2 separate regions of the Homo sapiens genome follow, and region 1 is linked to region 2. The links are chromatin loops, found by intact Hi-C in ENCODE. Cell type or tissue: PC-9. All regions are shown on one strand. Links, peaks and the distances in the headings refer to the core of each region. The heading gives the core; the rest is flanking DNA.

Region 1 (5,370 bases), core at 192-5,191, 63 kb before region 2:
CCTCATTGGCCTCCAGCACCTTCCAGGACAGAGTCTATAAAGACTTTCTGCCCCTGTGGGAGGGCAGCATTACCCTAGGGGTAATGACAGCACTGCTGATGATCAAGGGGCACAAGGAGAGCGGTTCAGGGGCACAAGGAGAGCGGTTCAGGGACACCCCAAAAAAGAGACAGCCTGCGGCTAAGGTGCTGGCTGTGCACGGGGGGCTCAGAGGCCTCTCAGGCTCAGTGTTACAGGGGAGGAGGTAGCCTGAGGCAGGCAGGAGTGGGTGGGGTGGGTGGGTGGCTGAGTGAGCTGGGCACGGCAGCAGGACATGGCACGCTGCTTCCTCCCTCCACCTAGGACACATATGCTCCCTCATCCCTCCCCCTTGAACCTTGTTTGTGCTTTAGGTCCCATTCAGAAACCATCTTCTTTGAATCCCAGATGAGCAGTTACAGAGGGTTTATTTCTCTCTCCTCTCTGTCGCTCTAACCCTGGCATGGCTCTGTTGCTCAGGCCTTCTTTATCACCTATATCTGCTATTTTACATCCCCCACAGCCTCCCCAAATAAAATAGGGGCTCAGACCTCATTGTATTTGTCCCAATTTGGTGCCAAATGCTGATGGGGGCCTCAGAGCACGCCCTATTCTGAACACGATGTCAACTTGTGCTTGGTAACCAGCCACAAGCCCAGGCACAGCTGCCCATGGCCAAGAGGCTCTGGCTCTGCAGGGCCCAACCCCAGCTCCAGGCTCCCAGTGGTGCCCAGGCGTCGAATGGGGCCAGCCCAGGCCTGTGTGAGGCGCTCGTATGTCTAGGCAGGAAGCCGCTTCCCTGGGAAAATCCATCACAGAGCTTTGCAAGAGTTAACTTGAGTTAATGCTGTTAAATGAGGGGCGATTAAATGCCAGGCTGTCAGTTCTCTTTAGATTCTTGGGACTCGCATCTGAAAGGCTGCAACACCATGTGACCCTGTCTCCTTGCCATCTCAGCCAACACATTATCTTTTCACTAAGGTAGGAAAGGCCCCACGAGTCGGGTAGAATTTATAGCACCACATTCATTCATTTAAAATTGCTTCAAAGGAGATTAGGCCAAAGGTAGGACAGACAGAAATAAGAGGCTGGAGCAGGGCTGTCTGCCCTGGGATATGTCTGAGTGTGTCACGACCCTGTCCATTAGGATAACTTTGCTGTGTGTTGGATTTCCAACGGGCGTCTGGCTGGCTTTCTGTAGGACAAATACAACACAGCCATAAATTATTAGATCAAATGGAATGCATTCAGATGAAATCTCTGTAAAATCTGGCCTCCTTCTGAAGGATGTCTGGAATGAAACAGGAAAAATTAAACACACTATTATTTAGTCAGGTATGGCAAGCTCACTTCCTGAATTTTGTTTTTAAATGAAACAGATGGATGGAAATCACTTCATCCAACCAGAAGGCAGCCGCAGGTCGGTTCATCAATTGGATCGGGGTTTCTGAGGCAGCAACCGTAAATCAAAGCTCTTCTTTCCACAAGTCCTTCCTGATGGCTGCCAGCTTGCCAAGCCCTGACGGGAAGCCCCGTCGGGAAGCCCCGCAAGCTCTGCAGGATGGTTTGGATTTCCTCTTTCTGTGCTTCTTAAGGAAGATTGCTTCCAGGACACCCTGCATGCACACCGGCCCGAGACCACCGAGAGTGCAGGTGAGGAGGGCCCGGGAGGCCCCTGGCCGGGTCCTCTCCTGCCACCGTCTTCCTGGAGCAGCCCAGACCCTGGCCAGGTGGCACCTCCCTGAATAAGTGCCCTGATTTGGGCTTTTATCCCTATCTAATTTTTAACTGGGGACTGCTCCTACATTTCTATAAGGAGCTGCTACCATGAGGTCACAGGTGGTTGTTAATCATATTAACTAATTAATAATAATTAACAATCTAATTAATAATTAGAAAAGGATGGGAATTTGAAAGAAGCTGAGATGTCAGAATCCAGGTGCACACTGTGCTACAGGGCCACACAGTGCAGGGGGCCCAGGACTCTGCTTCTCCCTGAATTGGCAATATAACCATGGAGGAAAATGGCCTGCTTCAGACCAAGTTACATGAACTGCTGTTCACACAGCCCCTGCCTTCTAGAGAACTGCCAGGCATCTGCTCTCCCTGTGTCTGCATAGTCTCAGCAAATAGAGTGTGGAAAAAGTTTAACAAGACGTGCCCCATGCAAAAAGGCAGGACAAGCTATCCAGGACTGTGCATTAGTCTATCTCCTATGGCTAAGCTCTTGGGACCGTCTTATTAGGTATGTGAGGCTGAGACAGCAAGGGGGTGAGTGGAAAAGAAAGAGACTTAGACCCCGCCCCAGCATGTGTCCTGGAGCAGGTGGCTTGGACAGCAACCTCCTCACCCATGGAATACAACAGTGTCTGGGCCTACATGAGCTGTTCCAATGATGAATTTTGCCACTGACTGATATGGTTTGGCTCTGTGTCCCCACTCAAATCTCATCTAGAATTGTAATCCCCATGTGTCAAAGAGGGACCTGGAGGGAGGGGACTAGATCACGGGGGCAGTTTCTCCCATGCTGTTCTTGTGATAGTGAGTGAGTTCTCATGAGATCCAATGGTTTTATGAGGATTCTTCCCCCTTCACTTTCTCTTCTCTCTCCTGCCGCCTTGTGAAGAAGGTGCTTGCTTCCCCTTTGCCTTCCGCCATGATTGTAAGTTTCCTGTGGCACCCCCAGCTGAAACTGAGAGTCAATCAAACCTCTTTCCTTTATACATTACTCAGTCTCAGGTATTAATTTCTTTTTTTTTTTTTTTTTTTTTTTTTGAGACAGAGTCTGTCGCCCAGGCTGGAGTGCAATGGCACGATCTCGGCTCATTGCAAACTCTGCCCCCTGGGTTCAAGTGATTCTCAGCCTCCCAAGTAGCTGGGATTAGAGGCACCTGCCAACACACCCAACTAATTTTTGTGTTTTTAGTGGAGATGGGGTTTCACCATGTTGGCTGGGCTGGTCTCGAACTCCTGACCTCAAGTGATCTGCCCTCCTCGGCCTCTCAAAGTGCTGGGATTACAGGCGTGAGCCACCGCACCCAGCCTAGTCTCTGGTATTTCTTTACAGCAGTGTGAAAATTGACTAATACACTGACTCTGCCTCAGGCAACAGAAGAGATTTCTTATCATGAGGAAGAAGGAATGAAATGTCAGCACCCTTTGTTTGCTGTGAGCTGACTTCCCTGCAAAGGGTCTCTCTAAGCTGTGGCCTGTGGAACAGGGGTGGCTGAGCCGAGGCCTCTACTTCCTGCACATCTGCACCTCTGGCTCTGCTATTTCTGTGATGACCCATCCTCCACCAGCCCCGGCCACAGCAGTTTCTAGGCACCCCATGCGTGGCACTGTCAGAGCCAGTCCAGGGAGCTTGGTGTAACTGCCTGTCCTCCTCCAGACTGCCTTGTTCAGCTCTGCACGTAGAGTACTGAGCCAGGGCTTGTCCCAAAGTGGGTGCTCCACAAATATTTTGTTAAGTCAATAGATGAAAAATAAGTGAATGACCAGAGGGCAACTACACTCAAGTGGGTGGTGTCTCCCCAGACGTGCAATAAGGAAGAGCAAATTCTGAGAACCAAAGATTGACAAGGCGCTTCCAGGGACTTGTTGAGATCCAGCAAAACTCTGGAAAAGATGATCTTTTCCAGATGGAGCAGGAGTCTACCCGAAATGCAAGCATGGATTTCACATGTGGCTAGAGCTGCTGGGTGCTGTGGGTCATCCTTCTAACTCCCATCACTTATTGATGAGGAAATAAGTCATTCCAAAGTAATCTCATCTCTTTACGTAGTGAGGTCCCAGGAGCCTTTGGTGAGGAGACAGGGCCACCCCAGCCACCCCAGAAGGGACAAGGAATCCTTGTAGTTGAGAAGGTGGCTTTGTCTTCATTAGCCAGAAGACAGCTCTGTGGTTGCCCACCACCAGAACGGGCTCAGCTAACCCTCAGACAGGACGCACGAAGAGTGAAATGATCAACACTAAGTAACTCCAGCTTGCAGGATCAAGCGTATCTGCTCATGGGTTCATCTTATAGCTCGCATGTCCTGGAAAGTGCTCTGAGAACACTGCTGTCCAGGCTCAGACCCCCACAGAAGAATGTCTGAGGTTGTGGTTGCAGTGGACAAACGCCTGGCCCCAAGCTGCACACATAACCAACGGCTGGAAAAATTCGGATCTACCTTCTGAGGAAAAGCACGGTTTTCTGGCTTTTCTTCATGAGATCTGGGGGTTCTTTTGTTCAGCAAAAACATAATGGTTAAGCTTTTCAGCGTTCTGCCAGACTTATTACTATTTGCTTGTTGGGTTTCTGGAGCTTGTGGATTTGTCCTTAATCAGAAGTACACAAGACCAGTGCTCAGTCACTCTGAGCCACTGGGGCCCAGCTCCCATTGCCAGCCCACCTAGGAGAAGTCACACACAGAGGACACATTAACTGTTATTTTCTAGGCAGCCTAAGTTTTGTGCTTTGATGAAATTAGGCCACAGAAGACCATCCCACTGCACACATAGTGTGACCCCTGCACAACAGGCATTACTGTCAAACCCTTCCTCGACAGAGCAGCGGATGCATGCATGGAAAACCAACAGACCAGGCAGGCAGTTCTGGCCCCAAAGCAAAGCACGGGGGCTAGTAAAGGGCCACAGGGGCCCAGCCGCATGCCACACACCCCAGGATACAGAGTGGAGGACACAGTGAGGTGGTGTCTTTAGGGCTGTTAGATCCAGGCCCTTCCCTCCTGATAAATTCTCACTCATCCAGGAATATTCTGGGATAGCGCACAATGCACAGAAGAAATACGCTGTGTAAGCACGGGCTGTGGAATGCTGCAGGGGGCCCGCATTCTTGGGGTGGAGAAGAAAGGCATGGCATGGGCCACAAGGTGCAAAGCCACACCTCAGGCCCTGCACAGCCTGTGTTCTCAGCTTACATGCCTGGCCCTGCTCCCACAGCCTCCTGAGCCAAGACTGGTGGCTGGAGCCCTTTAGAAGACCTTGAGCTTGACATGCATCTAGTAGCCCCCGGGAGACCACCACTAACTGGGAAGGCAGTTCCAGTATCAAAGCCGTAGAGGGTTGAAAACGTCACCATGAGAAGCAGCTCTGAATTTAACTTTTTTTTTTTTTTTTTTTTTCTGAGACAGAGTCTTGCTTTGTTGCCCAGGCTGGAGTGCACTGCCGCGATCTTGGCTCACTGCAAACTCCACCTCCCAGGCTCAAGCGATTAACCTGCCTCAGCCTCCTGAGTAGCTGGGATTACAGGTGCCCGCCACCATGCCTGGCTCATTTTTTTATTTTTAATAGAGACAGGGTTTCACCATGTTGGCCAGGCTGGTCTCAAACTCCTGACCTCAAATGATC
Region 2 (5,370 bases), core at 142-5,141:
CTCAGACAGATGTTCATCCTATCTCCAAGATCATCCAATGGAAATCTCTGCTCCGACTTCAAAGCCAAGTGCAGCCCTGTCTCCCACGAAGTCGCGCCTAGCAGCCCATGCCCAGGAAAGGGCTCTGACTATAATAAAGTACGTTTGCACCACGGTCTTTTTAAAAGGCTCCATAATGGATACCTGCCAGGATTTGGCCTAGGCAAGTGGACACACATGTTCCGAAGGAGCTGGCTGACATGCAGTGGCCCAGTTCTCTGAGTCACTGACCCTACAGAACAACTCCAGCAATCCCTCCCTCGGGCAGGATGCTCAACAACACAGCCTGTGAGCATTTCACATGAGCCCAGTAGTGCAAGGTCGGCTGGCAGGGCTACAGGTAGGAGAGGATGGCCTGTCTGATGGAACTTAGCACAAGCAAACAGTAAAGTGACAGCGTGCACGCTGATGCTGCCCCCTGGGTGCACGGAGCTGCAGGGGCCCTCCGCACCGAGGTCAGGGCTGGAGCTCAGTCTGACTGTGCAGTGCCCTGGATCCAGGCAAGCTCCATTGCTCCTGCATCTCTCTCCCTGTCACAGAGCTCACAGGTGAATGGCACACAGCGCTGGAGCTGCTAGTCAGTAAAGATTGGGCTGTCATCTGTGACGGCGATGTGTTTCATCAAATTCCAGCCTCCCCTGGTTGGAAGCCTGGTGTCAGCAATGGCTGCAGTGCTGTGGCCGCGGTTCCCCGATTCTAAACCGCCAGGTTGTAACCAGACACTAGAGCCTCCTCCGCTGCATTTTAATGGGGCCCCTAAGCAGTGGCTGGGAACCAGGCCGTATTAGTTCCCTGCTGGGATTACTAAAAGGGAAAAAAGAGGGTCTGGGCGTTGGCAGGCTGTACGGGGGCTCCGAGTCTCTTTCTTTGACACTATGGAACAGATGAAGACCCCAAGAAGAAACATCTCCTCATTTAAATGTTTAATGTAAGTCCAGAAAACACTGTCATCACCCCAAGGAGCAGTGAAATGGGCATGCATTATTCATCACTCGCTACCACTCCATTACACGGGGTGTAAATCAGACCCTCATGAACTTGCTTCCCAAAGAAAACTCTAGAATAAAACATTTATGGCTGATTCTTCTGCTTGATTCTGCAAAGAGGAGCAAGCAGCTTGTGTAGCCAGAGGCCCCGCGTGCCTCTCGATCTCCCTCTCGGGGAGGGCAGTGGCCGGGGAGCCCCAGTGAGGGAGTCTGTCCTGGGAGAGGCAGCAGCCACGCCTTCTGCCCACATAACTTCAGCACTCTCAGCTGGTGAGGGGAACTGCTTGCTCACCACTGAAGATGGAGGCCAAAACTCCCCTCCACTGCTGCCCACAAGCCACCTGCCCCCGTAGGAGTTCCAAATTTGCTGCTGGATATTTAATTCTCACCCACAGGTTGGATCTGGCCCAGTGTTCTGCTTTTGTGAATAAAGTTTTATTGGCAGCCAGCCATGCCCACCATCCACTGCTGTCTCCAGCTGCTCTGATACTGCAGGGTGGAGCTGAGTCACTGCGGCAGATACTACCTGGCTGCAAAGTCTAGATTATTTACTATCTGGCTGCTTCCTTTAGAACGTTTGCTGCCCCTGCTCTAGGTGTCTATGATGAGAAGATGAACCTCTTCCCCTTTCTGCCTTTGTCTTACTGGGCCAATAACTGGAACCAAAAAGTGAAAGTTGTGATCAAAAGCTTAACAAGGAATTCCCACAATATTACTAAGGCGAATGGATCAAAACAGTGGAATATGGGAGGAGAACATCCACAACCCGACTCCAGTTTGGTGAATGAAAATCTCAAAACGTCAACAAGGAAAGGGGAGGTCTGTTAAGGAAGTTATAGGACCCCTTTCTCGCCTACCCGGGGCTTCCCAAGCCTCAGCTAAGAAGCAACCTATCTTGCCCTGGAGCCTTTCTTCTATCAGGAAGAGCCGTGGATGGCCTCCGCTCATGGCCTTCCTCACAGCTCTCACTCGCCTGTTGCCTCTGATGGTAGGAAGGCCCTGGACCCCCCTCCCTGTGCGCACCCATCAGGCCAGAGGCTTCTCCATCCAGCTTTGCATAAAAGGCACAATATTCATCCACATCCAACTGTGCATCCATTCTGTCTTCAAACAGAAAGTGCCTCCTTTACAGGCGGTGGCTGCAGGAGGGGTGGACTTTGAAAAATCCTTTTGTTCAGCTCTAATTCAGTGTGTCCGTCTATCCATCCTTCTGTCTGAGAGTGCCAGTGCGGGGCATTGCCTGTACAGAGAGGGAAAGCACTCTCTTGCCGCAGCGAAGCTCACGGGCTGGTAGAGGGGACAGCGAATGGGAGGACGAGGTCCTGAGAGCGAACCCGGCCTGGGCGTGAGCGCGTGTGGGACCCCGTTTTTCTCGCCTCCCAAACCCACACTGCATCCAGATAATGCCTGTGGGGAGGTAGGTGGTTTAGCCTGGAGCGGGAGGGCAGATGAGCTCTGGCAGAGGGAGGGTGAGGCAGTCAGGAGATCTGGGTGGAGAAGGTTCTTAGCTCCTCACAGTCCTCCCGTCCAGGGCCATCATGGGTCTTCACATTACAGCCCTGAGGACACCGACCTCAGTGGCCTGGTTTCCTCCTGCTTTACCTGTACTGATCGAGGCCCTTCCTCCTTTCCACCCTCTGAGGCATGGACTGTGTGCTAGTCTCCTGGTGGGTCCCATGGGGCCTACCGGTGGGCATTCATGAACAACCCTCTGTGGATCCCTGCAGGATGTGGCTTCAACAGCTGCTAGGACAAGGGAGTGACTCTTCTGTGCTGCTAGCCAGCAAGTGCCCACCCAGAGCTCCCGGATGCTCTCCAAATGCCAAGAAGACCCAAGGATCTTTCCTGACTCTGCCCAAGGATGGCCTGGAGGCACAGGCAGAAACCCGTGGATCTGGTTCCTAGCTCGTCATAGCAGCAAAAGAAACACTGCCAGCACCCTGCACTGTGATTGGTAAGCTTTGCAATCGACAAAAATCATCAGGACGCCAGGTCACAGGCAGCCACGGTGTCCTCTGTCCCCACTTAAAGGCCAGGATTGGTAAGTCATGGAGGTACAGCTATTTCCAGATTTGTAGAAGAAAGTTTTCTTGTATAAGATTCTCACAATGCAATTTTTTTTTTATTCATCCCAGGCTCACTTGGTACTTTGTTTTGCCTCCCTATAAGGCATGTAATTAAATTTATAACTTTCTGAAAATGCTAAAAATAAGCCCAGGTGCTCTGCTATGCAGGCAGCTTGTACTCTGCAGTTGAGAGCTGGAGCTGGAGCCGGAGTTTGCACAGCTTATAAGCAGTAAGTCTGGGGGCTGCCAGGCCTGAGGCAGGAAGGTCCTGCTTCAGCTCCTTCAGCTTTTCCCCAGCACTTCCTCCTGCTTGAAGCATCTGTCTGTCTGTCCTGTGGCAGAGATAATAAGACCCAGCCAACACAGGAAGCTGCATAGAGACAAATAGCAGGTGGTGATGCATTTTAAAGTTGCCCAGAAGCTTCCATAAGGAACTCTCCTCATTTACTTCTCAGACACGAAGAGACTTGAGAAATGCTGTCTTTTGATGTTCTCCCTGCTGAATTTCAAACACTTCCCCTTCCATTGATTTTAAAGGGTATGTTCCTAATTTCCAAGGGTTGCTTATTTGGAGGTAATTTGTAAGCCATGGTGCTCTCCAGAACAGAGAAGCTGGCAAGGGCCAATGAAGGTGCTGGTCCTGGCTGGACGGCGAGTCAGCCTGCATCTGACCACACTCTGGACCCAGCAAGAGCCCCTGCCCAGAGGCAGGACACTCATGGGCAGTATTAGTGGGTATATGCTTGCACACAGCAGTGCAAGCATAGCCGTCAGAGCCACACTAGCCTTACTTTGGAAAGGTGTCGTCTCTTCCTTTGAAGCTTCCCAACTTCTGTGCTCAGAAATGCAAACTTGCTGAGTTGCAGGGAAGTGGCACCTGGGGACGGTTCTCCTCAAGGCCCCGCTGGACTCCATGTGCCCACCCCTCAACAGGGCGGGGCTGTAAGATTGGCTTCGACCACTGAAATGCGCATGAGCAGAGGCTTCCATGTAGCCTCTGCACTGGTTGCTTCATTTCTGCCCCTGCTATGGTCCTGGAGACATTCTACACCAGGAGTCAGAAGGCATTTTCTGTAATGGGCTCAGTAATAAACATTTCAGGCTGTGTGGGTCTTAAAATCTCTGTCAGAACGCCTCAATATCTCTGTTATGGCCTAAAAACAGCTGCGGATGATATACAAATGGGCGTGTGTGACCCTGTTCCAGCAAAGCTTTCATTTACCAAAACAAGTAGTGGCTAGACTCAGCCTGGTGTTTGTTGGTGTCCCAGGTGAGGATGGTAGAGCCAAGCCCTCTTCTACCGGTGACTCATAGTATGAGTGAGAAGCAAGCATTCACAGCTTGGTGCCTCCGAGAACGTGGGCTGCTTATTACGTGATATAGCTGCTCTCAGTGATGGACCTGGGCACTCCAGAGCTGACTGCCCATTTAGGGTCCTCGGGCACCTGCTTGACTTCATACTTGGTTTATGAGGAAATTTTTCTAAAATGTAAGCAATCATTTCCCGATTTGATCCAGTAACCTCAAAAGCAAATGTGTCATAGTGGAGTTGGCCTGAATGGCCTCTTTCCCTCTCCTCTGATTAACCTCCCTCCCCCAGCAGAGCACTGACATGTGAATGATACTCCATTATGCCCAGAGCACCAGCTGAGCCTCTGACCTCTCCCAGTCGCAGAGGAAGAATCCCTAGGGGTGCAAACATGAGCAGGACGGGCCATCTGAGGCTCAGCCGGCTGCACGCCCTGGACACCTTCAGCCAGAGCCCCGCAGCTGTGTCCTCTCCCCAGCCATCGATGTGCAGCCGGGCCTGCGGGAGTTGGGGAAGGCCACACAGTCTCTCAGGTACCATGCTGCTTTATGTACAAGACCATCCAGTGAGGAATGCTGCCGGTGCTGTCTTGTGGCCCACCCAACAAGGAAGCTAGCGTGTGAGAGCCCCACCTGTGGGCCAGTGGCACCTAGCCCTGCCTTCAAGGACCTAAAAGCCCAGGGAGGAAGGGGGGATGGCCATACACACAAATAATATTCCATCATGGGCACACTGGAAGTCCTGTAGGCAAAGAGACAGTGGGGGAATTGATTTGGTGGTGGAAAGGTGACATGGGGCCATAGAAAGCTGCGGAGAGGTGAACATGTCAGATGGTCTGGAAGGGCGGGCAGGAGCCTTCTGCACAGGTATGTGTCTGTGTGTTGCCTGGTAGGTAGAATGCCATGCTGAGGGGCAGCAAAAGGGACATGGGCAGGTGGGAAGGGATTAGCTACGGCAGTTTCGGGGAGAA

What was found. Peaks named below come from ENCODE experiments on the same cell type or tissue, not always from the same donor. Only the 100,000 strongest peaks of a DNase experiment are listed, where the experiment ranks them.
Region 1: a loop joins it to region 2, with 5 times the contacts of the local background. A loop is called at or near these places in 2 of 110 quality-filtered maps.

The regions. Positions count from the first base shown.
Region 1 is chr2:109,468,630-109,473,999 of GRCh38, reverse strand. The region is part of intron 8 of SH3RF3 (SH3 domain containing ring finger 3); the gene reads right to left. It also overlaps a transcript of RANBP2 not described here. Among named protein-coding and RNA genes, the nearest start is that of SEPTIN10, 140 kb to the left of the region's middle. RefSeq lists an enhancer at 3,135-3,254. In PC-9, for the core only: no CTCF peak of the experiment used is centred there; a DNase peak (open chromatin) is centred at 3,169; H3K27ac peaks cover 1,578 bases.
Region 2 is chr2:109,405,526-109,410,895 of GRCh38, reverse strand. All of the region lies in intron 4 of SH3RF3 (SH3 domain containing ring finger 3), which reads right to left. It also overlaps a transcript of RANBP2 not described here. Among named protein-coding and RNA genes, the nearest start is that of MIR4266, 95 kb to the right of the region's middle. In PC-9, for the core only: no CTCF peak of the experiment used is centred there; a DNase peak (open chromatin) is centred at 2,935.